Regions from separate parts of the Mus musculus genome. Here all the other regions are linked to region 2. Evidence: chromatin loops called from intact Hi-C (ENCODE). Cell type or tissue: left cerebral cortex. All regions are shown on one strand. Each heading gives the region's core, and the rest is flanking DNA. Links, peaks and the distances in the headings are about the cores only.

Region 1 (10,066 bases), core at 4,981-9,980, 180 kb before region 2:
AGGAAGTGACAGAAACCCAAACCAAATGGATAACAGAAGGAGGTGATGGGTTCTTGACCCTCAAACGTAACTCGTGGGAGTAGAGGAAGCAACACCAAGCACAGTTTCAGTCGCTGCTCTGTTTGAGGTTTCTTTTGGGCACATTGTGGAACTCTATTCATCCCACACCCCTCTGCATCTCCTGGCTCCTGCCTGTGTTAACTGCAGTCCAGCAATGTTCTCACCTAATCCAGGGCCTATCCATCACCTACCAGAAGTTTCTGAAACTTCTACTGTCACCCTTGGGTTCCATTCCCAGGGCCCAGCCACTTCTCTTGAGTATTCCTCAGTTGGAGATCCTGGTTTCCCTACATGTACTGTCAGTCCCAGGAGGTAAGGAAACATGAATTAAAAAAAAATGTTCTCCCTGCACAGAACATAATACCTAATTCCTTACCATATCAGACCCTCGGAGGGCAGTCACGGAATGAGCTGCATTTTTACAGCAGAAGAGTTTATGTACATTAGGTCCGTGGGCAGAGGTGTTTCAGAATTGATAAATGAAGCATCCTGAACATTCTATTTTTTGTTTGCTGGGCTTGTGGTAGCAGTGCACAGTTATCAGAGATGCTAAGTAAGGCCTTTGAGGGCCTACGGGGAGAACAATGTCCCATCTCTTCTCTAAAGGTTTGGTTGATGCTTCTTCTGATGTTTTTGTTTTTGTTTTTGTTTTTCTCACACATTCTACCAGTAAATCCTTCCAATTCTATTTCCAAACAGAGCATTAGTCTTCTGGCTTCTTGAATCCTCCATCCTGACCACTGAGGATGACCACTGTTCTACCTTAATTACTATATTGGCCCATCTTTTTCAAAGTAAGCCACGTGACCTTTAAAACATGTTGATCAAATGACATTATTATAAATTTTATTCCCCCAAAACTGCTTCATATCACACTTGAGAGGAGATTTAAATGCTAGCTTCCTGGTCTGTTGAAGGGAGGCAATTAGGTGGAGGGTACCAGCCTCCTACCATGTGTCTCAGCTTATCACCTCGTGGATACAACCAGGCAAAGAAGACTTTTTGCATTAAGTCTTTAAGGCAAGGAGACTTTTTGAACTAACTCTTTAAGGCCTTACCAAGAATCCCACCCCTCTCCCTCTCTGCCTCAGTCATATCAGCCTTCTGTTGCGTCCTCACTACAATTCATCTATTACTGCATGTACACACACACACACACACACACACACACACACACACACACACACAAGAAAATATACTAAACATAGATTCCTAACTGCCTATACCAGAAGCAAACAAGAAGTGGGATTTCCATTGCCTGGGGGTTCCTTACAAGAAGTTAATGTTCAAGAAGCCCCTTACAATTCAATAAGCTGACCCCAAGTGCAGAAATTACACTCAGTTATATCACAGAATATATAACACAAGAGATAAGCTGAAATCAGAATAAGCAGCTGTCTATCTAAGAAAGCCAGCCTCGTGAATACATAGGAAAGCCTAGCCCCCAGATTGAGACCCCAACAAAGACATTAGTAAAGCCATCAAGGAATCTGAATGCTTAGTCTTCTCAAAGACACTGGAGTATTGCATCTAGGAAATGAGAAGATGGCTTCCCAAGGAGATAAGAATATAAAGAGGTGGGACATCAGCAAGGGGAGGGGAGGGATGGAAGAGCATCTCTTAGATTTACCATTCGATGCACTTTGGTGCTGGAAGGAAATTCTGTCCTACATTTACTAAGTGACTTCTGGGAATACAAATGTGGCTGGAGGCAAAGCTCTGGACCTGCTTTGCAGGAGTGGTGGTTGGTCCATGTTGAAGTATATCTAGCTTTGCTGAGTGGGTACTTCCCACCCAGCATAGGCCCCTCTGAGTATCTTGCTAATGTATGGTCCCTCACAGAGGGAAGAGTCCCAAGTCTTCGCTCCCAGTGACACTGTGAGCAAGCAAAGAGGAGCACGGAGTGTGGAGCAAGCCGAGAAGCAGCATCCCACATAGCCTCAGCTTCAGATCCTGCCTCCAGGCTCCTGCCTTGAGTTCCTGCTTTAGCATCCCTAACAGTGGACTATAAAGTATAAGATAAAATAAACCCTGCCCTACCCAAATTATTTTTGGTCACACTTCTTATCACAGAAGTAGGAAGTAAACTAGGACACACAAAACAAACACACGAAAAGCATATCAGGTTAAGCCCTGCCATGCACTTGCAATCTGAATCTTGCAATGATCTTTCCTATGTACGAGCTCATCTGAAACCTCACTGAATGTTGAACACATAGCATCTATTTTACTATAGTTTGTTTCACAAGAGAAAATAGAGGATCTGAGAAGTGGTACCTATCAGTGAGCAACACAAGAAGGAAGCGTCTGAGCTCCTTTGTTTGACTCCCATATTTCCGTACTCCTTTTCATGCCTTCACCAATAGCTTTAGGCACAGACAGACCAAGAATCATTTGTACATAAATGTCTGGGAATCCTCCTGTAGGCGAATTATCAGAGAATCAGTCCTATCAACCATTGCGATCATTCCACTTACAATTCCTCAATACCATAGTCAACTTTATTAGTTCATGGTCCTTGTCAACATGTCTTAGATCAGACTCCAGAAAACCAAGTCACCACCTACAGTTGAGAATGGCTGCTTCTACGCATCTCTCTTACTGCTTCAGGAAGCCTCAGAATCCTCTAATCAAAAGACTCAGAGGAAAGAAGGAAGGAAGAAAGGAAGGAAGGAAGGAAGGAAGGAAGGAAGGAAGAAAGAAAGAAAGAAAGAAAGAAAGAAAGAAAGAAAGAAAGAAAGGAAGAAAGACAGACCAATGGTCGATCCTGAAGGTTATTGTTACACATTTGGAACCAGGAGAAAGTAGCTCTCATAGCCAAGAATATCTTTTGTTTAGTCTGCACGAGCTATAGAGATAGTCCTGGCTTCTGATTCAGAGGCTCTTTGTAGAAAGGCTCTGTGGTGTGCAGCTTACACAGCAGTCCTTCTTGCGGAGCATGCCCAGACCCTCCCTCTGCCTGTCCAGCAGTCTATGGTGCTCTTCACACCGCTGCCATCTTGAACTACCATCCATTTCACGGCCTGACAATTCCTATGCTCCATTTAGGTCTCTCAACAGCCCTGAGAATTCCACGTCTAAGGCTCTTCAGGAGCACACATTCAGCAGTGGATGTTACACATCCAGCTCCAGCATGCCTGAAGGCATCCACAACAGTATCTTCCACAGAGGTGTAAGAGAGAAACCCAGGGATTGCAAATAGCTCCATATGGTTCACTTAACAAATTGGGAATATATGGTTGGAAACAAATTCGTTCAGGCTTTGTTTTTTGGTCTCTTTCCCCAAACCTCTATTCCCCATGCCTCCTGCAAGCCCCAGGAAATACAAAGTAACAAGTACTTCTTCATAGGAAAGACTTTGGTTAAGTCATGGGCTCAGGTGTGTCTCTTGGAAGGAACGTCTCAAGGCTGATGCTTGGGTTGAGCCACCGGTGTCAGTAATAGGCTAACTTCAGCTATGGCTAAGGGCATCGGACTGCTTTTCCTAGGAAATCTATTAGGAAAGGTGATCCTAAACTATTTGCAATAAAAGTGCATGATGCAAACTGTTTGCCCTGAGGGATGCTGGAAGAACTGAGATAAAAAATGCCTAGATAAGCAATAATGCCTTAAAAATGGCGCTCTGCTTTCTTTTTCTTCCCTCGTTACCCCATTTCACCTTCAGTATCGCTCTCAGTAGTTGGAAAGGGTTGTACTTTAGAATCTGCCGAGAACCTGGCCACCTTCTAATTTCTAAGACAAACACTGGATAAGTAAAAAGGCTCAAACCAAATAAGCCTGACATCCTTAAACTAATGAGTTCTCAGGCACACCAGGGGCGGAAAAGGTCAGATGCCCGACAGAGCTACAGGAAGGCCAGGTGAGGGCCCAATTGCTTTTTTCTATAAGCTGGTGGTGCCTAACCTAGGCTGCACAGCAGCAGCAGCTGATGATCTTCACAGACTCTAAGCATCCAGGTTTAACTGGATGGAATAACAATGCTGAGCGAGCACCACCAGCTAGAGTTCACAGGCCCTGGAGGGTGAGGTGAGAACGGGCTAGGCAGCGACATGGAGACTCTCTGCTGGGCAAAATCCTTGAAGATGTCACTAGATGTCCAAGATTCGGCTCTCACTGCCTTCACCGAGGAGGGTTGTTGTCCTCCCTCCTCTGAAGCTGCTGGGTGACATGCCGGGTGTCCGCTGTCATCATGACTGTCATACACTCTCATCTTATACACACTAAATGATCCGTGCTTGCAAACAAATGTCCGAGTGAGCTACTATTTGAAAAAGTATTGGAATATAGACACTTCTCTATTTTTCTCCTCTCATTCTACCCTCCACACAAGTTTCAATCCAGATGATGAACCTGGAAGTTTTTCAAGTGTCCCCATAGCTCCAGCATTTGGCCATAATTCTGCTGTGAGCTTAGCAAAGACGCATAGTACAAGTGGTCTTCTATGGAGCAAGTCACTTTTAAATTTTCTGGTTAGAAGCCCCAAAGACATTTTCTCCCTCTAATCATGAATGAAATCAAACTAGGATGGGGAAATATATAAGGTAAATGACTGGGAGCCCCCAACCCCTGCTGTGAACTCCCTACACTTGGCGTTAGAGTTACTCTCAATACTGTTTCCATGCAGCCAGCAACACCCTAACCAACTGTATCATGCTCCATTCTCTCAGACTGGCATAATCTCCCCAGAAGAAGAACTGGCAAAGTACTCTCAAGGATGATACAAGATCAATCCATCTTGCTAGTCTCCCTCCATACTCGACTCATTTGCCCACTCATTCATTTACCCCCCTGTCCATCCAACCAGTAGCCTCCCTTCACTTCCTTGACTAGCATTCAATAAAATTGTCTTCCACACTATAGCCAGAGGGAGCTCTTCCATTCCACAGTGCTCTGGTGCCCTCTCCCCATGCTGTCTGCAAACCTTTCTCAGCTCACACTGCCCTCTTTCCTCTTCCCCATACCATTACCCAATGCTGCTCTGAGCTTGGGTACCACTCACCCAAACTTCTTGCTGTTTTCTTCCTCTCTCTGGAGTTACATCCTCAAGCCCTGGCTTTCACCAAGCATTACAAGTTATATCACAAGCCAGCTGAAAATTATCACCATTTCCTGGTATCCTTGGCACCAAGCAATTTGCTGGGGACTGGTTATCTCTTTCTATATTAGTTGGTCTGAGAGAATTTTCCTTTTATCTCTATCCCAGATAAATATCTGGAATCTAACCATCCCATATCCTGACTCTTCTTGGTCAAAACCTTAATCTTAGGGGTTGGAGAGATGGCTCATCTGCTCTTTCAGAGGACCTGGGTTCAAGTCCCAGATCCCACATTGCAATTTACAACTGTCTGTAACTCCAATTCCAAAAGAATCCAACACCTTCTTCTGGCCTCTATGGGCCCTCCAGCACCAGGCACTCAGATATACATTCAGGCAAAACACCCATACATGTAAAAATAAAGAAAAAATTAAAACGTCCTTTTCTAATAGGCCTTGGCTTAACTTTATCTCTGTCAAGGGGTCCCCTCAAAATCCAGGAAGACTGTTATATGGAGAAGTCACACTACAGCAGATCTGAAAGGGGATGGCAACATTAAAGGGGCACTGGGGCAACCAAAGAGAAAGCAAGAAACTGTGTGAGGACTGTAGTGAGGTGCTGAGATCCTTTAAGTAGTAACCTGATCCTCAAACTTGAGTGGCTTTCCTATACCCAATAGAATCCACCCCCTCTTCCTGTCCTGCCCCTCCCCGCCCTCTGTCATAGGCACACTTCCTTATCTAAGGGCAAGAACAGGAAAGAAACACTCTGAAAATTCCCTTGGAGGCAATTTGAACACTAAGAACAAAAACACCTGAAGAATAAGACAAAGAGTTATTCCAAAGTAATCTCACCGGAATTAAAATACAAGCCAAGCCAGGTATGGTGGTACATGCCTATCATCCCAGCTTGGCAGGCTGAAGCAGGAGAATTGCTACTAACTCAGGTACATGGCTCATCCTCGGCTACAAAGTGAATCCTTTGTCACCCTGGGCTTGAGAGAAGACTGGTGTTAAAGAAAAATCAATCAATCAATCAATCAAACAAACAAACAAACAAACAGCCTAAAGGAAACCCCAACAGACTCTTGGTTGCTTACTGGGGGAAATGGATTCAGACAGGACGGTGTCTTAGACTTGAGTCAGGACACTGATGCTCTGTCTCCCGCACTGGGCAGGCGTGCTCTTGAAAGAAAGTCTAGGAGAGGTATGAGAAGGGGTACTCAGGAGTAGCAGGGAGAATTTCACGCTCCCTCCATTGCTACAGTGCCTGCACTCCTGCTCCAGGAGCATCAAACAGCAACTGGCTCGGGGACAATCGTAAGACATCTCAAGCTTTCAGGACCAGGGCCGTCTTTCCTACCAGTAGAGTTACTGAGTGGAGATGCAGGACAAGCTGTCCACACTTACCTTTTCCCTGCAAGGACTTTCCTGTAAACCCCACAGCCACTGCAGTCCTTGCTGTCATCTTCATTTTTTCAGATACACTGTGTTTCATCCTACTGGGTAGCTTTCCGATCTCCTAAGGATACCCCAAGGTCATGGTGGTGAGATCCTGCCTTTCGCATGGTATTCCTGCTAACGAACCCTAGGAAGCCTAGAGAGATGCCAGGCAGCCCCTTTTAAACAACACCAAGTGGAGAGGAAAACCACCTATCATGGTGTGCTAAGTTGTGCAGAAACTATCATATAAGCACCTACTGTCTATTTCCCTGTGGTATCTGTAACGATGAAAGATGAGGAGAAGGAAGGACAAGGAGCTGGCTGAAAAGGAAGGACTCAGAGGATAAAAGTGGACAGTAGATGGCAGTCTGTCCCTATGTGCGAAGTGGCCGCAGAGATGATGCATATAAGTCAGTGGAGGGGGCAGGGAAACAATTCTTAGAGGAGGATCTGCTGCCTTCCCACTTCCTTCTCATTACGCTGATTCAGCGGCAAAAGGGGACACTTCTGAATGCAACCTTGGGAGCTCATACATTGCCCAGAGTGCCACCTCTTGAACTGTCCAGAATGTTCCCCAGACTATTGCCATGAAGAACCAAAGGCTCCGAGAATCCTCTCCTCTACCCCAGGCAGGCCCTTGGGAATTCAGAAGTGATGCAACCCCTGTCACACAGAAGTGAATGGAGAGGACGCTTTATCTCATTCACACTACATAGCCGTACTCAGGGAGCCTTCCTTCCCCCTTCAATACTCACTGTTCTTTCCCTTGGAGTCTTGTTATAACATGACTTGTTCCTATCTACTTTCAGCCCTGCAGGTCAAGGCCTCATCCTTTTCTGCATCTTCTCTAACATCTAGCACAGGGCCACCAGCAAGGACACACACTGAATTATCTTTACACACGTATCCAGACCCACTTTCTAAATATCTCAAAGGGATTACTCCAATTCATGTACAGTGGCACCCACTTCCCCAAGACCAAGACCCCAAATATACAGAAGTAGGTAGGTTAGGGCATGAGGGAAAGGGTCCAAAGGAAAGCCAAAATAGCCTTTCCTGGCAAGTAAGCAGTCAGCATTTATGACCTAACTTTTGGGACAGAGCAGAAGAGAATAACAGAGGACACGGGTTTTGAACCCGTGGCAAGGTGCATCACATCTCTGAGCCCAGTCCCTGTTGCCATCTACCACTAAGCTCACCAACAATTCCCTCATATGTCTATGCATTCAGTCAATGCGTTTCCGCGGCAGACCATCCAGGTGTTGGTGAACACGAAGATGACAAGCACAGACCCCTCTTCAAGAATTTCATCCTTTAGTAAGAAGAGAGGAATGCAAATGCAGCCCAGGCTGTTAAGTGCTATAACATAGAGGGTGCTGGGAAAGGAGCCCCCTGGCTCTCTGGGGGGAATGCAGGGAGGCCTCTCTTAGGAAGGTAATGGAGAAACAAACGTGTCTAAGATGATTTTAATATTACTGGTGAAACTGGAGAGATGAGCATTCAAACCACAACATAAACACACACACACACACACACACACACACACACACACACACACACACATGCACACATGCCTCCAGTTCGGGAACAGTCGCATGCTTTGGCCACTCCTATCTGTTTTGCATCAGGCTATTTCCCATCACCTGTAAACTTTCTAAGGGTGTCCTTTTCTTGATCCATTCATCCTCCCATCCATCCATCTAGGTTTATCTTCTAGCCTTAAATTCCTACAATCTATTGAGAAGACAGGAAAGACTCCAGCAGTCATGGAAGCTCTTAAGTTGGACATTTAATAGGCAAGGAAAACAAGCCCCAGGATGGGCCAAGAATATCCAAGTTGCAATCAGTCTCTGGCAGCATCAGAGGCAGGACTGGTCTCAGGGAGCACAGTTGAGTATCTTTTGGATACAGCTTACTGAATTTAGCTACCCACAGACAATTTCATCCCACATAAACCTCTCCCCCATGCTCCCAGCTAGCAATCCAAGATCCGCCACAAATCTGGCAAGCTTGCTTCTCCAGCACCCCATAAACATTCACTCATCCATATGTTCAATAACTTATCTGGCATCACATAACTTAATTTCCTCCACCACCCCCTCCACATTTCTGTACATAAGTACTCCAGGCCAGAAGGAGTACCTGAAAATCCCATGCGTGAACCACAGGGAGGCAGAGAGAAGAGTAGAGACATAGAACATCAGAACACAGAACAGTAACAACCGCAGGTCCTTTTGATCAGCCAGTGAGTCCAGCTCCCTTCTTTTCCAGATCAGGAAGCAGAGGCCCATGGAAGGAAAGGGTGCTATATAAAGTTCACCATTAGTCTGAGTCCTATGCAGGGAGGAAGGCTCTAAGCTCTCCTAGACAACCAGCTGGGTGTCGGCAGAGCCAAGCTTCTTCTCAGCGCTGGAACACACCTGTTGTGAAATCAGGTGAGTTTTACAGCTGCATCTCACTCTTGAACCCAATGGAAGTCCCTTATAAACCAGCAGAAACAGGTCTGCTAGACACAGGATGGAACTAATCCCAGACTGAGAACTTGAAATACATTTCTCAAGGGACAATAGGGAGGCAGAGGGGGAGGGAAGATATTTTTAAATGATGGAGGCTTAGGTCTAGAAACAGAAGGGAACAGTAAATTGTAGTTAGCTCCAACTTCTTGGCACTCTCTAGGAGAGAGAGAGAGAGAGAGAGAGAGAGAGAGAGAGAGAGAGAGAGAGAGAGGAGAGGAGAGTATCTCTTGTGTAGAGAAGAAATGCATCACCCTACATGTGAAAAGTTTAAAACAGAGTAAATACATATATTTGGAGCACAAATATTGTAAAACAATCAAATGGGCGTTTGGTCAGTGATTTTTTGCTGTACAGTGAAAATACCTTCAAGCAACATGACTAAGTCACCCCTTTTTGGTCTTGAAAGTGTGCACATGAATGTGCTCCTGTGGTGTGTGTGTGTGTGTGTGTGTGTGTGTGTGTGTGTGTTAGTTGTAGTTAGGAGATAAGGAGAGGAAATGGAATCAAGAGCATTCATTCAGCCATACTCTTTGAAGAGAATAAGAGTTACCACCAAGAAGTCTTTTTATTTCCCTATTCTTGGAAGTACTTTTGCCCAGAGAGTGAAATTCAGAGACAGATACCAGGGCTGAAGGACTTGATGCCTGCCTTATTCTGTCTTAAACATAGCTTCGGGACTCAGTCCTTTGAAGCAACCCAGGCCCCTCAGCCCTCAAGCAAGAAATCTGCTTAGCCAAAGCCTGACTCTAAATGGTTGGGTCCCTGGCCTATCCAGCCATCTTTCAAACTCCGAAGAGATCTCCTGTTCTCCATGTAAGTTTAGACTTTGTGCAGTCCTCATCCCAGGACTCATGAATGCTGAGACCTACCACCTCTTATGGGCTTGTGGATCAAAACCAGATGCCAGCTCCACTGTTATAGACTTTACAAGGAGGCAATTGTGACTTAGATCAATACCCGCATGCTGGAAGGGCAAATTCCCTTGTCAACAGTACGGGAAGTAAATGTGGGTG
Region 2 (10,066 bases), core at 3,127-8,126:
TGGTGTAGGTAAGAGGACAACATTAGGTATAGGTCCACACCTTCTATCTTGAAACAGAGGCCTTTATGGTTTGCCTCTTTAAATCCCAACTTTGTGTGTATATGGATCCTCGTGCTTGTATGGCAAGTGCTTTATCTGTTAAAATTTTTTCCCAGCCCAAGCATCTTTCTTTTTAAATCAATGATGCACGTTCCTTAGAACACTGGCACTAGACACTGAGATACATGTTTGAAGAAGAAGGAGAAGAAGAAGGAGGAAGAGGAGGAGGAGGAGGAGAAAAAGAATAAGAATATATATATATATATATTTATAATTAAATAATCTCTTTTAATTCCTGACCCAGTTATGCATAAATCAAAACTACCTTGACCCACAGAGTGAAGAAGTTATGATGGATGAATGGTGGAGATGGGCAGCCCCCTGAATCATTCCCTCAGAGTAGTCTAGTCCTCTTATGGGTAGTAGGGGCTGCGAACATCTGGTGGGTCTCCAGCATGGTCTTGAGAATTCTATGAAATCAGCAGTAGTGGCCAAATTACAATTGACTTGGCTAATAATTTCAACTAGGCACACATGCATGCTATGCACATGCACACGTGCATATAACACTCAAACCCCCCATGTAGGAGTCTTGTCATATGTGTCCATCATTGGGAAGTTATCCAACAGAGAGAGTTGATTGGCATAAGCAGATTCCTTGGCAGTGGTAGGTTGTGTCCATAGTCTAACGTGGTCATAGACAAAGGTCCCACATTTCTATTTTTACTAATGAAATGATTTCACCTGGCAACCCTCTTCTGTTTGTGTCTACCTATCCTCCTTTTCTTTATCTCTATCTATCATTTATCTTTCAGGCTTTCACTTCTGAAGTCTATTCACTAATCGAGTTTCTGTCTTCCAGCGTGAGGTTCAGTATGTTAGCAATCTCATGATCGAAGCCTGGCAAGACAGGCAGGGCAGCTTCAGGAACCAGGTGACTTCCTTCGAGTCCAGCATTTGATGGTATTTTGTCATCGCAGTCATGGAGGCAAAAAGTCAGCAACAGTCTGAAAATCAAAAACAGCAACAGTCTGGTCCGTTCAGTTTTGTTTGTCTAAGCACTGATTCGGGATCATTAAGCCCAGTGACTGCTGTGCAGATGACTTTCTGCCATGCTGCCTATCAGCAATATTTTCTTCCTCAAAGATGGCTACCACACTGGTGCAGGAGCCATGTACTATCTCTTGTTGACACTGCAATAGTCTTCTATCCGTCCCTCTCTGGCACCACTTAATTCTTCCTTTTAGAGTATTCTATCAGGTCTCAACATTCCTTGTGTCCCTGCTTCTCAAACCCTCTCATAGCAGAGCTTCAACCTGATATTCAGAATCCCCCCTACACTCACCTGACCCTCCGCAATCTCATCTTTCATTCTTCTCTTTTTCTTTTACTCTATAGGTTAGTCCATTTTCCCCATGGAAGTGCATCTTCTGTATCTACACCACCCCCCTGAAAGGCCACCAAACCCATATCTATTTGGAGAAATCACACAAATTGTCCAAGATCTATAGACATTGTCTTCTTTGACAGATTCCCAGATCAACTCATTGTCCTGCCTAAACAGTCTCTTAGTTTGAAACAGCACAACCCTTTGAGCTGCCCATCGGCATTTAGCCCAATCTTACCTTGTATTACTCATTGCAGAACCCTTTGTTTTCTACCATGAGCGAGTGCTATGTCCCTAAGCATCAGCCATGTGCATTATTCATGGTGATTTCTTTCAGGGTGCTTGCCTATCTCTTTGCAGAGAAGTTGCCCTATAAATATATGGGCCACTAGATTGAATATAGTGCAGCCTATCATGAAAGTTTAACCAGGCTATTATCCAAAGTGGGAATCAAGAGTCGACTGGACTTTCTTGAAACTTGATCGGGCTCATCTCTAAAGAAGAGGCTTTCCTTGGGAAAAAAAAAATAAAGGTGGAGAGGAAGCCTGCAGGTTATCTGCAAAATGAACTGTCACACGGCAGGTCTCAGCCAGTTTGTCCATCCTCAATAAAACAAACAAACAAACAAACAAAGATAGATCTGAGGCACATCTTCCAGACAGCAAACTGTAAGCTTCTAGTTCAAACAGTTGTATAGAAAGGCACAGTGCATCCTAGGCGACATTTCCCAACTGTTTTGTGACTCCTTCCACTAATCAGGAATCTCCACTAGAAAATGACACCAGGTATATGTCACAGAGGTTGGCCTGCTCTCAAGCATGCTGGTGCCTCCCAGGATCTTTGATCTTCTGTGGCCATTGTCCCCTGAAACCAATCCTTTCCATTCTACATTTTTCCTCATAGATCACCCGATACTTCCAAGCAACCAGGTGTTCCTTTCAGAATCGAGAAGCTGATAACCTGTGCTTTTGGAAGAAGACCTTCAGCCATGTTTTTTTGCATTGATGTAGGGGGTAGGATTCTTCCCACTGTGTGCAAAAGCCAATCAAACTCATCTATCACCAAACTAAGGAGGGTCTTAGACAGGATTGACATAATAGAAGCAGCAGAAGAATAAGTAAGTTAACCCTATGATAGAATTATCATAAGATGGAATCTCCCTTTAATGGACAAGTTTTAGATTGACAGGGGGGAAAAGGGAAATCTAATTAGTGCTATTCTTCTGTAGATGTCATGTGAGTAGTTACTTTCACAGGTTTGCCATGAATGCTTTGGGACAAAAGCTATATTTTATATGACTTTTGTGCCTCACTCTGTGTCCAGCCTAGAATTGAAAACACATAGACCTTTGTGGATCAACAGTCCCTACAATTTTCTGAAAGGGACATTTTCTTAGCTTTTACACCTGATCTCTCTCACTAATTAAAATAGCCAATTAAAAATAGTGGCTCAGAATGGGATTAGTCACTCCAATCCTGTTCATTCCTCAGTGGACATGTTGGCTTGCTGCCATTGTTCAGATATCTGGGGATCAAAAGACTTTTGATCCAGGCCAGAGAGTCTACATGATTCAACAGACAGCATCCAGGGAGAGAAACCCCTCAACTGGTGACAAATATCTTAGAGACATAAAAGTGCTTACCTCCTAACCCAATCACCAAAGAAATCACTAGATATGCACTCACTGATAAGTGGATATTAGCCCAGAAACTTAGAATACCCAAGATACAATTTGCAAAACACAAGAAAATCAAGAAGAAGGAAGACCAACGTGTGGATACTTCATTCCTCCTTAGAATAGGGAACAAAATACCCATGAAAGGAGTTACAGAGACAAAGTTTGGAGCTAAGATGAAAGGATGAACTATCCAGAGACTACCACACCCAGGGATCCATCCCATAATCAGTCACCAAACCCAGACACTATTGCATATGCCACAAAGATTTTGCTGAAGGGATCCTGATATAGCTGTCTCATATGAGGCTATGCTAGCTCGTGGCAAATACAGAAGTGGATGCTCACAGTCATCTATAGGATGGAACACAGGGCCCCCAATGGAGGAGCTAGAGAAAGCACCCAAGTTGCTGAAGGGGTCTGTAACCCTACAGGTGGAACAACAATATGAACTAACCAGTACCCCGAGAGCTTGTGTCTCTAGCTGCATATGTAGCAGAAGATGGCCTAGTCGGCCATCATTGGGAAGAGAGGCCCCTAGGTCTTGCAAACTTCATATGTCCCAGTACAAGGGAACACCAGGGCCAAGAAGTGGGAGTGGGTGGGTAGGGGAGCAGAGTGGGGGGAGGGTATAGGGAACTTTCGGGATAGCATTTGAAATATAAAGAAAATATCTAATAAAATACAAGAAAAAAAAAGAGGGAAAAAGTGCTTACCTCCATGGCTGTCAAATAAATTGATAAACATCCTTTTGGTGTGTGTAGGGGGAAGATTTTGCCTAAATCCATCTTGATTCCAATTGAGTTCTTTAGATCTAAGGAGAAATAGGTATAAGCACGCACAACTAGCATCTCTTACACTGTCCTCGGATGATCCTCTTCAAATGGACAATCTCTAACCACCACCACCACCACCACCACCACCACCACCACCACCACCACCACCACCACCACAGATCAGCCCTGAGAGACATGGCAGTGGGATAAGGCAAAAGGGGAAACAGAGGGAGCCTGAAGCTTGGCTTAAATAAATGACCTGTTTTTGGTGTTTATCTGAGCACCCACTTATTTGTCCATGCTTCCAGAACACAGCCAGCCTTCCTGTGGCTTGGGTAAGGCCTACCCTTAAATTCATACACAGCAAGTAGACACAATCACAGGGTTGCAGTCAATGTCCTGTTAAGTCATTTTAGAGAGTGGGATTTCTATGAGTCAATATTCACAGTGAAGAACACATATTGCCTTCTCACAGAAGACATCAGATTCCTCTAGACAGCTTCGGTTAAGATCAGAGCAAAACTGTACCCCCTGTTTAGCTGGCCCTTGGTCCTAGTGCCCCAGGATCAGAGGCAAAAACAAATTAATGCACTAATTCAGGCATCTTTCAGTCCATGTTGCAATAAATGGGGTGATGAACTCTCACATTTAAAATGTCTTTCAAGTTGATGTGCGGGCAGCAAAGCTTACTGCTACATACAACAGGATTTGTAAATTCCATCTTTGCCATCAAGCTAAGAGGGCTGCTTTTTCCCTCCTGCAAATCCAGTAAAGTACCCAAGATAGGATTTCTCTTAAGCATTGATGAAGAGGAGGACTGAATGTGGGACATGAACAAGTGTGCTGGATGTAGTTGTTTATTAATTGTATAATCTGGGACAAATTGGTTTCTTTATTTAAGGGATATGAACCTAATACCCACTTCACCCTGGCATGAACATTAAGTGGGGCTAATGCTTGCAGCAGTGCTCAGGAACTGGTATAAAGAAGGCTCCCAGTGAGCTGCCCCTGCCCCAGCCCTCCTGCATCTACTTAACCCACTCTGAAAGAGCTAGAGTCAGATTCCCACCGTATGGAATTATCCTCAGCACAGCAGATGGGTTTACAAGTGTCTTGGTCTCTTCGTGTAATTAGCAGCCAAGGAGTCTAAATCTTGCACTGTTTACACGGAGAGTGTTTCTTGCCCGTTCCCACGTCATACCATCTGACACTGTTACCTTTTATATCTGGTGAGTGCAGTTCCTTAACTTTGTGGGATCCTCCGCATACAAACTCTGTTGGACCCGTTCCTGAGTGTGGATGGCTACTGTTCTGTGAGCTGAGCTCGGTGGCTTACAGAAGCTTATTTATCCATACCCACTATTTGAATAGTGCTTCAGGAAGCCCTCTGAAGTACAGAAGGCAAATACCACAGCTCCATTTACAATCGAGGAAACTGAGGCACAGCCCGTCTTACCTATGGGTTTTGCTGTAAGAATTCAAACAGCTCAAGCAGAGCATGGCTCCTTATGCTTATAATCACAGCACTCAAGAGGCCAAGGGGAGGGGGCTGCCATAAGTTTGAGACCATCCTGGGAAACACAATGTATTTATGGCCAGCCTGGGCTGCAAAATGAAATCCTGTCTTAAAACATGCAAGCAAACAAACAAACAAAAATCACATGGCTCATAGGATTACCAGGTCAAAGCTCTTTTTTCTTTGGCTGAGACTCTTTGGCTTGTATTCCTCCAGAGAAGAATAGTATCCCATACCAGAAAGAGGTCAAGAGAGCTACGTACCTCACAGCAAGTTAACCAAGAGCCAGAGGGTTAAAATGAGTTTAAAGGGCTTCCCCAAGGCAATTGTGCCTGGGCCATTACCCTATGTGTCCATGTAGAGATGTCTATTTATACACCCTGTGTGCTTGCTGGTGAGGTGGGTGACACAGGAGTTTGAGAAGCTACCTCTGATTTTAAGGAACTCATTCTGAAGTCAGGGAGATGAGGCTAGCATACAAGATACTTTAAATAAATAAAGGTGATCTTCCAGTAGTGCCATAGATCTTACCCGTTGATGGAAAGCCTGACCCCCTTACTTAAGTTTCCAACAGCTTAATTTGAATGGAAGCCTCTTTTAAAATGATTTAATTCTCAACTCCCCCAGCGATCACCAGAGTAGGTTCCTTTGCTTGGAGGGCCCATCCTTATTTTTCAGTGAGGAAGAGAGTGTGTTAGTAAGCCTTCCCTTACTGTGATAAGTTAGATGAACATTGAAACAATTGTTTCATGCCAGGGGCATGTAGCAAATCACAATTTCTTTCCCCATGGCCGGGAAGAGAAAGAAAGAAAGGAGGGGGCAAACCCTGAATTTCACCATTCCCCCAGTGATCTAAAGAACTCCCAGTAGCCTCCACTCTCTTAAGGTTACACCATTTTCCAACAGCTTTACACCAGGGACCAAGCTTTCACCACTTGGCCCTTTGAGGGACACATAATAATTGCAATGGAACAATGAAGAAGGAATACAGAAATTTATATGCTTCGGTAATATTTTTTGTTGGCTATACAGTCTTCTTCACAGAAGATAGCTTCTTGGAATTGTTTTCAATTCTTTCTTAATTAAGCAAGAACTCCTTTTAGAGTCTCTCTGCTATAGAGGAATCAGCTATATTGAGCTTGGGTGGTTGAAGGAGCCTGGACCTTCTCTCCCTTCATCTCTGGACAGAACAGTCCTACCCACATTCTAACCATCTTCACAGGGTATTTGTTCTGGTCTCACAAGAACTGACCTATCAAGGCAAGGCAGCCATGTTTCCTGGCCCTGCTGCCCTATTCACTTTGCTCTTAGACAGAAGCTTAGTGTGAGACTGTGCTCAGAGAATCCACGGACTGGAGTACAGAACCTCAGACATATGACCGACCTTCTTACACTGCCCTGTGTTGAGTAGAACTGTAAGGAGTCCCTCTACTGTTCTGACACAGCCTGCTAAAGCAGAGAGACATTTGTCATGCCTGTACAGTCTGGACATGTCACCAAAGCCATCTAGTCCACAGGAAAACTACCGTGAAGGAAGATCTTAGATCTGCCATCCAAATTGGGACTAAGAAGATAATGCAAATGGGAAATGGAATAGAATGTAAAAGGTGCTTTTGAGAATGGATCTTGCAAACCCCTAATAACAGCAGGTACCATGGCAGTGCTGGTCAGGCAAACTCCTGTGGCCCTTCAGCATGGCGTTTGGAAAAAGGAGAAAGAGTGGGCTCTGAGAATTTATTCTTCTGAGGACTCTCTTATGACCTTGTACCAGCTAAGCTTGGAAAGCTTCACCTGGCCTGTGTCCCTGGAAGACTGTGTTAGTTCCAATGTGTGGACACTCTTAGGACTACATTAGCTACAATATGTGCAGACAAATAGGACTGCTCACTAGTCATGACCAGTCTTATCCCATGTCACATGAACATACAAACATGATCCAAATAAAAAAGAGAATTGCAAAGATCAATATAGAAAACAAGGTCAAATAACCCAAATCTTGAAGGTCTAACATCTGAGAGGTGGGCTGCCATCTGTTTTGTGGCATCATGGCTGCCCTCCAGCCTCTGGTGAAGCCTAAGATCATCAAAAAGAAGACCAAGAAGCTCATCAGGCTCCAGTCAGACCAATATGTTAAAATTAAGGGAAAATGGTGGCAACCCAGAGGTATGGAGTATACTCCAACGGGGTATGGAGGAGATTCAAGGGCCAGGTCCTGATGCCCAACGTTGGTTATGGGAGCAACAAGAAAACCAAGCACATGCTGCCTAGTGGCTTCTGGAAGTTTCTGGTCCACAATGTCAAGGAGCTGGAAGCCCAGCTGATGTATAACAAATCTTTCTGTGCTGAGATTGCTCACGATGTTTTCTTTAAGAACTGAAAAGCTACCATAGAAAGAGCAGCACAGCTGGCCATCAGAGTCACCAATCCCAATGCCAGGCTACACAGCAAAGAAAATGAATAGATGGCTTGCGTGCATGTTTTGTATTTAAATAAAACCACAATAATTGAAGAAGAAAAAAAGCTGAGAGGTGATAGGTAGCCTCACCCTTACCTCTCCACTGTCTTGTGAGCTAACCTGGACTTTAATGTCTCTCTCAGTTCCCTCTTCTGTTGACAGTTCCTTGTCTGATGCACAGAGGAAACCCATGAGAGGCAAACACCAGTCCTCATGTCCAAGAGATCTAGGACAGAATGGAGAGATGACAATTTTTACTTTTTGGCATGTCACTCTCCACAGCTCACCCCCTTCATTTTATAATTCTTTGACAAACTCACATGCACACACGTGTGCAAACACACACACTCCCTACACACAATTGGTCATTTTCCCCATTACCTTCTGCCCTCCCCCTCTTTCTCCCACTGAAATTCTTTCCCTCAACAGGCCCCCTTCTTCTTTGACGATTTCATTTTCACCCCACCCAGTGAAGGTTGCTTGCAAGATCATGAGTGTTGGGCTACTTATACAATACAGACACCAGCGGCAATATCATTGAAGAAAATGACACTTCCTCTTCCAGAACCCATAGACTTCTCATTGTCCCCCAGTGACAGATGGGGCAGCCACACCAGCCCCTCCCCCATGCAGGATGAAATGTTGACAGGGCACAGTCTGCTGTAGGTCTTCCGCAGGTGCCAACAGCTGAGGTGAGTTCCTGAGTGAGTGCGGGGGCTGTGCCGTGTCTAGAAGACACTGTTTTACAGCACGCACACGTACACACTCTCTCACACACACCCAGCAGCCTTGGATCTTACAGTCTTTCTTACCCCTCTTCTGTGGGCCTCCACGTGGGTGACATATGTAAGGTTGAGCATTCAACAGTCACTTGTTCTGGGCACCTTGACCAGTTGTGAGTCTTTAACCACTCCATTCTGCTTCTCTGGGAATACTGAGAGGAGCCCTCACCTCCAAGCACAAGCAAGCACTTCAGAGGATGTTCACACCATGCCTGCTTAGCAAACCAACCATTGTAGTTCTTCCCTGTCTTTGTGAGCTTGGTTCTCCTCCCAACCCCTCAGTGTTGTGTGGGCAATTTCACCAGCAACAAACACCAGAAAGACAGCATTACCAAGTATGTAAGAACACAAATACAATCCTGATCTGAGGGATAGAGAGGAGGCAAAGAAGTTTAATGATTCCTTGGAAGGAGCTTGACTCAGTACATTCTGGCCGCCATGGGTTCCTGTCATTAGGAGTGCTGGGGGCTCAATGCAGCCACCAGCTTTCAGTGACTGTTCTTCCTTCTATCTGTACTGATTCCCTTCCCTTAGGCAGGTGCTGCTTCCTCTAAAGATGTTCCCAAACAACTGTCATGGTTGTGTGTGTATGTGTGTGTGTGTGTGTGTGTGTGTGTGTGTGTGTGTGTGTGTGTGTGTGTGTGTAGAAGTCCCTGAATGTTCCTTCAGTCAGTCCAGGAATTTGCCTATAATGGGCATTAGATTTCTCACACCAACCCACCTTGCACAAGAAGAATGTCAGGGCTGTGCTGGAAAGCTGAGGGGGCATCTATTCCCCTGTGGCACTGGCTAGAGAAAGACAACTAGTCCCATCTTAAACTAAAAAGACTGTGAATGGGGCGGCATGCAGGGGCCATGATTCAGAGTCTTTATGCCTTCGTCAATGAGTATTTGCTGCAAAGTTACATGTGGCTGGAAAACAGAAGTCAAGGGTATGGAACATAACTAATTTGGTTCTCCCAACAGCAGCCTCATCATCTTTGTGTAGGGCAATTGGTCTATGGATGCCCAGCCATGTAGGGCCCTCCATGTAAACTTACTCTGTAGGCCCTTTTCTTACAACCTATCTCCCCACATTACCCAAAATAATTTGTGACATGTAACAGGATTTCGAAAACCTTGTGAAAACTAACTTTACAGAATTCTACCTTTTTGAAAAATCTACTTTGCAGCGGGTCATGAGGTGAGAATCATTGTGAATCTTGAGTTTCAACTAAGGAGTAGCGATTTCCACAAATGTGTGGAGTTTTCATATCAGCGTTGATGTTGAGGAAAATCAACACAATTTGACATGCTAACTGCTTATTTCACAGCAGACACTGCCATGGCTCAAGGTAGGTGGGATGATCGAAGGCCAGGGAGACAGTGATAAAGCTGTGTCTAGCCCCTGGTGTCCAGCTTATTCATGACACCTTTTCTTCTCCCAGTACACTTGA
Region 3 (10,066 bases), core at 78-5,077, 170 kb before region 2:
ATGCAAAGGCAGGGATGGGAAATGTTATGTAATTAAACTCTCCTAGCCTGTCCTGCTTGGGGAATGAGAGACCCATCAGCAGTGACCTCTTCCAATCAACTTAATTGGCCCAATCTCGCCAAAAAAAGCAAAAGAATTGGTTTAGTGCCTCATGGAAATAACTTAGCTCCTGACTATTTATGGCCACTGAACTCCAGGATGGGAGCCTTGACTGGGAGCCAGGAGTTGACAGTGTGTGCTAACTTCAGGGAGGACTGGGATGTTTCAGTGCCTCTGAGCCTTTATCCCTGTCTTGGTGGAAAGTGGCTGTGCCCACTTGCTGCAGTGGGCATGCAGCATTTCACGGTTCCAAGCCCCAGGGTTCTCTTCAGGCAGACCGGGGCCTGCCAAGGACTTATCATCTAGGAAAACACAGACCTTGACAGTAACACAGGGTGGCTGGACTTTGCTTCCCTCTTACACAAACGATGGTGTTGCCAAGAACAATTACCATGCTCTGTGTTTTCAAAGTCACATTTGTTTTGGCATTGTAGTTTGCAAAACGGATGCTAAAACAAAATGTGTCTGAAAATTAATAACGGATTCTTGTATTGCCTTTCTTCCTGAGTAATCCAGAGACATATCAGACTTCCCGGAACTAAAATCTAACTTTACCAGCCTCCAGTTTATGGACAGGTAGTAAACTCAGGCAAGCCGTGGGAAAACGATATAATTTGTTTGTTTGTTTATGTGATGGGTAAGCATCGGAGATGTGATGTTATCCAGAAGAGACAAAGATCCCATTTTCCCAGTGACAGACAGATACCCGCACCTGAGTCCAAGTGGATCGAATCTCTTTAGACCACAGCTTTTATAAGTGGTCCCTTTGAGCTCTGCCAGGTAAAGAGGAATACATTTTCCTTCTTACACAGCCCTCATCAACATGCACTCCGTAGAGAGGGGCAGGGAGAGTCCCAGACATCAGAAAACCATTGTTCCGAAGTAGAGGACTAAATGCAGGCGCTTCCAGCTGTGAGTCTACCTCACTGTTGTGCTCTCAAAAAATAGGGGCTGGAGCTGTGTCTAACATCAGCTGTTTCTCAGAGAAATGAACTTCCTCGAAACACTGAAGGAGAACTTCAAAATCATACAGTTTCAATCTCATGCATTAAAACTGTCACTAGCCTAATAGTGTCCCACCCAGATGCCCTCGCATGGTCAGGAAGGGGTTCCTTGTCAGCTGGCCCAGGTGAACGATGCGATGCGTTTACCCCTAAAGTAATCTTCCTCCTGCTTTGGCCTAGTTACTTCACACCCAAGTGAACCCAGTGAGCTCCTTCTGCCGCTCACTCCGGAAACCCACAGATCTTCTTTTATGCATACCTTTTGTTCTCTTAAGGCACAGGTCTAAGCATCCAAGACCAAACTTCTCCCTTCCCCAAACCCTCAGAATCCCTACAAAACCACACAGCATACTCCTTCACAGGGTTCATCATGTTATGTGCATCTCTCCATCCAGTTGGTGAGTTTTCTCATGCTTGCTGTTAGCCTCCAGCAAGCCCATAGAGAAAAGCATTAGCACATACTCAGCTTAGCTTTAGATCCACAGAGCAGAGAGCCTCAAAGCCAAGCAAGCACTGCCAGCCTAGCCTTTCATGAACATCACTGTACCTTTCCCCAGGTCCATGTTTCAAGATTCACATGGGCTAGAAAAAGGACATCACTCACTCCATCCTGAAATGGATCCAGTTCCTCCCCATCCCCCACCTCACACCCACATATACTATTCCCAGCCTAGCATATACTCCATGCTAGCAGCAGCAGCACCCTCCAGCTCCCTTCCCATCCACAGAGGTATCCATCACCCTTAACCTCTCATCACCCCCTTTTACAAAACTACAGATATATTTCAAGTCAGCTTCCCTTTGGCTCCCATGATCCAGAAGAAAACTCCACAGATGCTGCCCTCTCTATTCCTGGCAACGCTGTAACAGTCAGCTGAGCATGGAGAAGGAATTTTTCCAAGGCAGCGTGCCATGCCTCAGCACCCAACAACGAGCTGAGCATCCAGGAGATGTCCCATTAATTTTTAAAAAATAATAATCAACAATAACTGGTGGTAACGTGTCCATCTACTAAATGAGAGAGCCCGTTATACAGTATTGTGCAATGTGCATCCTTACCACTTGGCGTGCAAAAGGATTTCTTTACTCAAGAGTCTTGTGCAGGCTGCACTTCCTGTCACTGGACCCTGTTCCAACACACAGAGGAACTTTCCCCATGAATGTGTAACCCTCATTCTAAGCCTTCCAGGTCCCTTCACTGGAAGGTGGAGAGGCAAAGCCATCCTTGCTTCCGTGCACTATTCTCTACATGAATGCCGGAGCCCATACTTCTTTATCTTCCATGTGCCCCAGTGCTCTTCCAGTCAAACCCTAGGGCTGTCCAAGCCTAAGGAGGGAGTTAACAGTCTGCTCTCCTCAGATAATCTCCCCCTTACATCCCTTTGGTCATCTTCAGGCACCCAGCCCCCACACATGTCCACCTTCACACACACACACACACACACACACACACACACACACACACACACACGCAGCCCAGCCGCCCTCCCACACCACACCCAGCCCATGTGTCTGTGCAGGCACGCACAAGCCATCTGTCTTCAGCACACTGCACTTCTCCAGCTCTGACACCCTTCCCAGACACAGATTTCTCATTAGCTACACCTATGTTCCCACAAGCTCTCATCTCCTGCTATGCACACAGATGCCCAACACGCAAGCTCCTCACCCCTCCCGGGCCAGCCAGGCTGGAGGAAGCTGGAGAAAGCTCCACCCCCAGGTCTACCCTCCTGCCCCAACGCCCCTCTCACTGAGACGCGAGAAAGCCCTCCCAATAGGTCTCTGGCCACCCAAGGACCAGGTTCCCTTCTTGGGAAATCAGACCGGATTCCTACAGATCCAGTCTTCTTAAGGCCCTCTTCGACATAGCCCACACCGAAGGACAATCCTATTTGCTCTCCCAGAGGGGAACGCCGGGAAAACTTTCTTCTATCCTTATATACAGCTGCCTGCAGCTCTCTTTTTCTCTCTCCACTATCCCCTAACGCTACACTCGGGTCTGCTTGATTCTGAGTCACAGTTAGTTGGGTTTATATCTTCTAGATTCCATCTCTCAAATTTCTTTGAGCGACACGCCAGGATCAGGGGAGACGGGCTAAACTGGCAGAGTTCGGGCTATTTAGAAAACAGAACCGACTGTAAAGCTCCCCGGTACAACTAACGTTTAGGGAAGTGTCCTTACATATTTCCTCGGCCGCTGGTTTGTAGTGGAAAGACATCACTTTACTGAAAAGCAGGTTTGTCAACACACTCCTTAAACCCACAGAACTTCCAGCCTCAGACTCTGCGAGTAACACCCACCCTTACAGTCTCCCTTCCCCTCCCCCAGCAGGTCCCCGCCCCCAACCTCTTCACACTCATAAACAAGTCCCGGCTCAGGGGCTCCAGCTCACTAGCTAGCAAGCCGCCTGCTCTGGCTGGGACCGCGTCCTAGAGCAGCCGCCACTCAGACTCTCAACCTGCTACCCGCCGGCCGCCAGAGGTCGGGGTCAATCCGGTGGGTGCTTCCCAGACCTGGAATACGGGAGCCTCGATTCCAGTTCCCGCCTGCGACCTCTCTAATCAACTGTGTCCACACCATTCGGTGCTGGAGTCCCAGGAAGGTGCATCTGAACGCCGCGGAAGAACGCCAAAATTGCGCAAAGCAGTAGCGCCTCTTGGATGCACACCCACTCACTCCCGAAAGCGACAAGGAAAAAAGTCCTCCCCAGCCCTCCCATTCCACACCTTCAAGAGTGCCAAATTTCATTAGAAGTATCCACCACTGTGCAGAGCGCCTTGGTGGCAGCAGGAAACAGTCCAGTTTGCTATGTGTTCTTTTAACTCCGACCTAACTCTGAGGGTCTCTGATGTTCTGGACCCTTCCCATACTACCTCTTGGGGCGGGGGTGGGAACCCTAAAAAGGACTCCGAGAAACTGGCACCAAATCCCTACCGATGGCCCCACCCCGGTACCCACCGTTCCATGGCCGGGTCCCAGACCCACAGGCTGAGCGCTAGCTCCAACATCTGCGCGAAGACCCAGGGTGGGAAGCCATTGGGTTGGCGCTGGCCAGAGTAGCCCAGAGCTAGGGACCCTCTCAGAGAAAAAGCTTTATGTGGGACAACAACGCAGATACGCACTGTTGGGCTTAAGTCCCAACTCCCCCCAACCTGAGAAGTGACGGTGCGGGTCCTGAGCTTTGCAGCCCCTCCCCCAGCCCACGCCCTGCCGGGCTGTGTGTTGGAGCTGATGAACGTTGCCCGGTGGCCAGCGGGGTGCAGGGCACAAGCCGGGATCCTGGTCTCTTCCAAGCCCCATTTTTGTCTGCTACCCGCTTTTATTATAGGATGCGCGGGAGTCTTCTGGGGGAACCAGATAGGAGGGTCGGAGGTGTGTATGCATGAGGTGGAGTAGGATGGTGATGTCCAGAATCCCTTTCTTGCCTTTTCGTGGTCCCCATTTTCCCTCGCCTCCACCTCCTTCCCTTCCCAATGCAGGTTTGTTAAACCTGATCACTTTCCCAGACTGAGGGCGGTTTCTTGAGCAGCCAGGGGACTAGAGAAAAGAGGAGGAGGAGGAGGAGGAGGAGGAGGAGGAGAGCCATATCCACGCGCGCACAAGTGTGCATGCATGTGGAAGGAGGGTGGTGGTAATTGCGCCTAGGCCTGGGCAGATTCGAGCTCAAACTTTGGGGAAGGCACAAGAACCGAAAAGTTAGCGTGTTGCGCGATGGGGGTGGGGCTGGGTGCAGAATTGGGGCCCCCCACGCGGATCCCCAAGAAAATCTCCCCCACGCGATTCCCCCACCCCCTCCGGGACCTGCCCACCCAACGTGCCCGCCACGTCCCCTTACCGTGGCAGAAGTAACCATGGCATCCGTGTGACTATTTCCAGGGACGTCGACATGAAGAGAAAGGTGGACTCGAGTTCGGTCATTCAGTCTCGCCCACCCCTGCCGCAGCCACTACCCAGCGGTGGGAAAAAACGAGGGGAAGAAAGAAAGAGGGAAGAAAGTTGCGCCGGGCTATCTCGCGGGGCGGTGCGCGGAGCTGCTGGGTAAGGAGAGGAGCCTTCAACTCTGAGTCCCGTGAACATAATCTGAGCGGTTATAACCAGCCAACCCGGCCAGATGGCTCCGCGCTCAGCGCCTTAACCCCTTCCGCGCCAAGCCCCCTAGCCCCGCCCGCAGTGACTTGCAGGCCCGCTCCCTGGCATTTTGGAGTTTGCTCTCGAGACCAATGGGAAGACCTAGTCATTTCTCCTAGTCCACTTCAAAGGAAAACAAACGAACGAACAAACAACAAATAAGCCCTCTCAAAATAGCCTACTCTTCATTATCCCCTCTTTTGACCTTCCCTTTTAGAGATGGGGAGAAGGAGCCAACAAAAAACGTTTGATTTATCATTATATTTTACACGTAAATATCTTCGATCTGTCTTATTCTTGAACTTTTTCTTTTAAGGCTTCCTTCCTTTCTTTCTTTCTTTCTTTCTTTCTTTCTTTCTTTCTTTCTAACTAGGCAGATGAAGGCCTTTCTTGCCCCTTGGCTCAGGAAAGCTTGAACCTCAACCTTAAACTCTGTCTCCAAACCTCAGACCCTTCTGTCTTTGGATCTCTCTCCACCCCCTATTAAGCCCCCCCCCAGCCCCCCCAGGCCCTCACAACAACAGGAATCTGCGCATGAACAGTTGCTTGCCTGCCCTCGAACTCCTCAGTCCTGGGGGCAGCTCACAAGGCACAGTTAGTTCAAGCTGTCTAGGGAGGTTAAGTTGCTGAGGTACGGTGAGGGTGGGAGTGCTAAGCAACCGAGGAAGGGGTGGTTTGCGTGTGCGCAGAGTGTGCGTGAAAGAAAAGGAGAGGTATGAGCCAAAGCCCCACGTTCTACACACTCCCTAACTTCTCCACCCCTTTCTTTCAAGGTAGGAGCCGACCCTGGAGCTGAGCATTTGCCCAGCACTCGCCGCTTTGTACAAAAACAATTTGCCCAGAAGAAAGGGCAAGCAAGGCACCCCTTCCTGACTCCCCGAAAGTAGCGACGCTCTCTTGCACAACCGCTAGATTCATTCGAGGAAAAGATCTCAGGGTGGAGGCAAGGGTCTTATTTGTAGATTATTTTAGCTATTCATTAGATTCCCCCCCCACACACACACACACTTGATCCGAGCTGATTCTCTCAGATTTTACAGTGGTCAGAGCATCTAGATTTTGCTCAACTGCGGTCCAAGAGAAATGAAGGGGGAGGGGGGAATCCTAGTGGTAAGGGGAACCGGAGAACCAGAAAGTAGTACACCATTGCTCCTTCATTCCCTCCCCCATTCTTGCAAGGTGGAACTCAAGTCCAAGTGCCCCCTCCCCCCGCCCCCACCTCTGCCACTCTCCAAGTTGCCTCCTGTCAGGACATTTGACTCACACACAGCAGGAGAGGCGATTTGATAGTCCACCTCTTCCTTGCCTCCTAATAAAGTCTGATAAGCAACTCGCAATGTACTTTAGCAAGGTTCCAGGTTCAAAACCTGGAAATTCCTTGGAGATGCATAGGTTTGGTCCACACCCAGGAGTGCCAGAATTGCACCCACCGGTTAAGGCTGAGAGAAGCTGCGGGGCGAAAGGAGGCCAGAGAGGATGGAGAGTCGGGGGCTGCATACTAGATAGATTGTACCTGCCTCATCATTATCCTGGCTGACGGGGGCTGCCACATCGAAAATGGCCTGCAGCACCCACAGAGGCCCACCAAGGACGTCACCTCCAACGATCCCTTTGAAGGACTTCCCTCCTGCCAAAATATCTTCTTCTTCCTCCGGATCCGATCAGGCTGCAGAGTTTTCCCCTTCACCCTGCCACACAGCACTTTGGAGGTTTGGCTTGGGCGTGCTCTGTGAGGTTCTGGTTTTCTCGCGGTCTTCTGGCCCGCCCCTGCCCTCCCCCACTTCCCGCACTTGCCTCCCCCCACCCCTGCTTTCCCCCTCCCTTCCCGCCAGTCTCTCTGCCAGTGGAGTTCTAGGGGCTCATTTCTCAAGCTCCTGGTCCCGGGGCTCTACAGACTGCAACCAAAGAGGTGCTTGATTCTCTGGGAAGGAAGGAACGGGTTAAATACACGTGTGGGCTGCACCGCCGCCGGCTGCTCCCCGGTCACTGGCGGTCTGGAGGGAGGAGGGGTCTACGAGGGGCAAGCTTAAATATGAACAGTCAGAAGAAAAGGCAGCAGAGTTCGAGACTTCGATTTGTTCTGCAGATGCGGTGCACTAGCTGGCCGCCTCCCTTTGCCAGACCTGGGCGACGTCAGGAAGAGTGCATTGTTTCCAACTCAAGGGTGCAGGAGGGTCTGTCTCTGCCTGCAATCAACAGGCCTTGTAATATGAGAGGTGACACCTTAATCTTGCCAAATATGTGCGGTGTCTTGGGGGGAGGGCGGAGAATGGGGAAAGGAGAGGGGAACAGGGAGAGACTTAGGCAACAGCTGAGAGCAAAGGCTGCACTTTTGTAGAAGAACTGTGATCCACCTGCCCCCACCCCGACCCCCACCTCAACCCGTGGAGACCGCTTATCCTTTTCTTTATGTAAGACCTGACTAAGGATTTTCTTCTTCTCCTTCCTCATTCTTTCCAGCGAAGGGCTAAAGGTCCTCTTTGCCTTCAGGATACTCTAAAGGCATTTTGAATTTCTAGGAGTTCAGAAGTCAAAGAAAGATGCAGGGCAGAAAAAAAGAGGCAAAAAGGCACACTTGTTTATAGGCAGATAAAAGACTGTCAGAATTATAGCAACTTCTAGACAAACCCAAGTTTCTAACTGGAGAGTTATAGTTTTTGTAGAAAGACTCACGCTAAGAGTCATATATGTAGCTAGAGTTACTAGCATATAGGGCAGGAAGCAATAGAATGTGTACACTCCATGGAAAACAATGTCTTCTGTTAACTGAGTCGTGGACTCTCTAAACAGATGCTCTGGCTTTGGCCACCAATCTGTTGGCAGTCCCTTTGGGTCAATGGACTTGATTTTTCTCCTTATTGTATCTGAAGACCCTGGTTCCTGAAAGCAGGGTTTTGAAAACCCTCTCTCCTAAGGCAAATTCCTAGAGCTTGCCTTGGGCCTACCCTTATCTTTTGTAATAGCGCCACAGTGTGGTTGAAACTCTAAACAGAAAAAAAGGAGAAGGTGGAAAAGCTTGGAAAACTGCATTTACTTCTATTGCAGTTCAGTGGACTGCCATCCGCTTACCTGGAGTGGAAAGGGTTTCTCATGCAGCAATAGTGTGTGTATGGTGAATATTGACCCAGGAAATGAGAAAAGTGGTCCCGTTTGACCTGTAGGTGACAAAGGTACCCTTCATTATGCAGTTAGCCTTGGCTCACAGAGCTAGCTAGACCTCGTGTTGTTTCTTTTACTTGCCTTTGTATAAGTAGCGTGCCTTGGCGGATCCTAAAGTATCTCTGAGTTGCCTCTGTTGCTGGAGGGTCCTAAGGCTGAATAGCCACAACACTTGTGCTTACTTTTGCTCTCATTCACCATCCCCGAGTCACTGAGACAGCTGTTCCAGATGAGGAAGGCAGAAAGTCTACATTTCCAAAACAAAGTGAAGGCAAAAGGTGTCTGTATTAGAAATAGGAACTTAGGGTCGGGGCGTTCCATGCACTGTATCATTTTGGCTCCCCATGCCAAATGTGTTAAGCACACGGGCTAGCCTGCCAGTTAGCAGTGGTCCCCAAATGCCCTGGAGCATATATGAGACATTATTTGGGAGGATTATCCCCCCCCCCCCCCATGAGATTATTTGTCCCTGGTAGCTGGGTGATGTGTCTATGTTTATTCAGTAAGCTTAGCTTTCTCTAAAATGTCTGCCATCTTAGGAAAGCACATGTTGGCTCCAAGGACCAGCTTAGATCTAGTAGAGATATTAGAAGCGGTATTCTGCTGGAGAGATGGCTCATTGGTTAAGAGCACCGGCTGCTGTTTCAGAGGATGTGGGTTTAATTCCCAGCACCCGCATGGCAGCTCACAACTGTCTGTAACTCTAGTTCTAGATGATCTGATGCCTTCATACAGACATACATGCAGGCAAAACACCAATGCACATAAAAATAAATAAGTTAGTCACAGTCTAACATCTTTTTTGGAAGGGTTGGTTTTGTAGAGTGACAAATGTTTCACATTGCTCTCAACCTTCTCAACATTGTTTTCGGACAGGTTTCCTAGCTGATCAAAATCCATCGAGAGTTGGTAAAGTAGTAGGAGTCTCCCAGGTACATTAGGAGGACTAAGTAAATCCAGTAATTTGAAACTTACAGCATAACACCTGTCACAGTGCAAGCCCCAGGCCTTACAAGGACATCTTGGTCAGTCTACTGGTGAGGGATTCTGATCTTTAGAAAGAAAAGCATTAGCCGGGCGTGGTGGCGCACGCCTTTAATCCCAGCACTCAGGAGGCAGAGGCAGGTGGATTTCTGAGTTAGAGGCCAGCCTGGTCTACAAAGTGAGTTCCAGGACAGCCAGGGCTACACAAAGAAACTCTGTCTCGAAAAACTAAAAAAAAAAAAAAGAAAAAAGAAAAAGAAAAGAAAAGAAAGAAAGAAAGAAAGAAAGAAAGAAAGAAAGAAAGAAAGAGAGAAAAGCATTTATTAGTTGGGTTCCATGTATATTTTACTAATATAACTGTGTGCCTGTGTGCATGCACGTGTCTTCACATATGTATTTGTCTTCCCAGACAGTAAGAAGTGAGCAGAATGAGGCAGTGGACATACATACAGTTTATTTAACTTCCTAATGTGGACTTCATGAGAGAGAGAGACAAAGAGTTTAAAAATCTCATTCTATTCATTCCCCACCTCTGAGGCAGAATCACTTCCCATTCAAGAGGAAATTCCAGCACTTCCTCCACGGTTAACAGATTGCCTAGTGGATTACTGCCCTATTGTTATCCTTAATTATGTTCTTGGGCTTATGCTGAGAAATATAATGTATTGCATGGAACAACAATGAATCAACT

What was found. Hi-C counts contacts between places; a loop is a spot of excess contacts. Peaks named below come from ENCODE experiments on the same cell type or tissue, not always from the same donor. Only the 100,000 strongest peaks of a DNase experiment are listed, where the experiment ranks them.
Region 1: it touches region 2 in a loop (2.6-fold over the local background); 2 of 42 quality-filtered maps call a loop at or near these places.
Region 3: it touches region 2 in a loop (2.9-fold over the local background); 2 of 42 quality-filtered maps call a loop at or near these places.

What each region holds. Positions count from the first base shown.
Region 1 is chr6:126,147,586-126,157,651 of GRCm38, forward strand. All of the region lies in intron 1 of Ntf3 (neurotrophin 3), which reads right to left. Among named protein-coding and RNA genes, the nearest start is that of Ntf3, 12 kb to the right of the region's middle. In left cerebral cortex, for the core only: a CTCF peak has its summit at 6,889 (motif pointing right); DNase peaks (open chromatin) are centred at 6,917, 8,542 and 9,035.
Region 2 is chr6:126,329,429-126,339,494 of GRCm38, forward strand. Gm33276 (a long non-coding RNA gene) reads right to left here. Exons shown (of 4, transcript XR_378033.4): 2 at 7,945-8,074; 3 at 3,818-3,915; 4 at 312-1,046. It also overlaps the pseudogene Gm44431. Among named protein-coding and RNA genes, the nearest start is that of Gm10415, 5.8 kb to the left of the region's middle. In left cerebral cortex, for the core only: no CTCF peak of the experiment used is centred there; a DNase peak (open chromatin) is centred at 5,071.
Region 3 is chr6:126,159,791-126,169,856 of GRCm38, forward strand. It overlaps Ntf3 (neurotrophin 3), which reads right to left and starts at 5,170. Exons shown (of 2, transcript NM_001164035.1): 1 at 4,940-5,170. The coding sequence starts at 4,957. In left cerebral cortex, for the core only: a CTCF peak has its summit at 2,163; DNase peaks (open chromatin) are centred at 2,026, 2,656, 2,960, 3,754 and 1 more place; H3K4me3 peaks cover 1,766 bases; H3K27ac peaks cover 210 bases.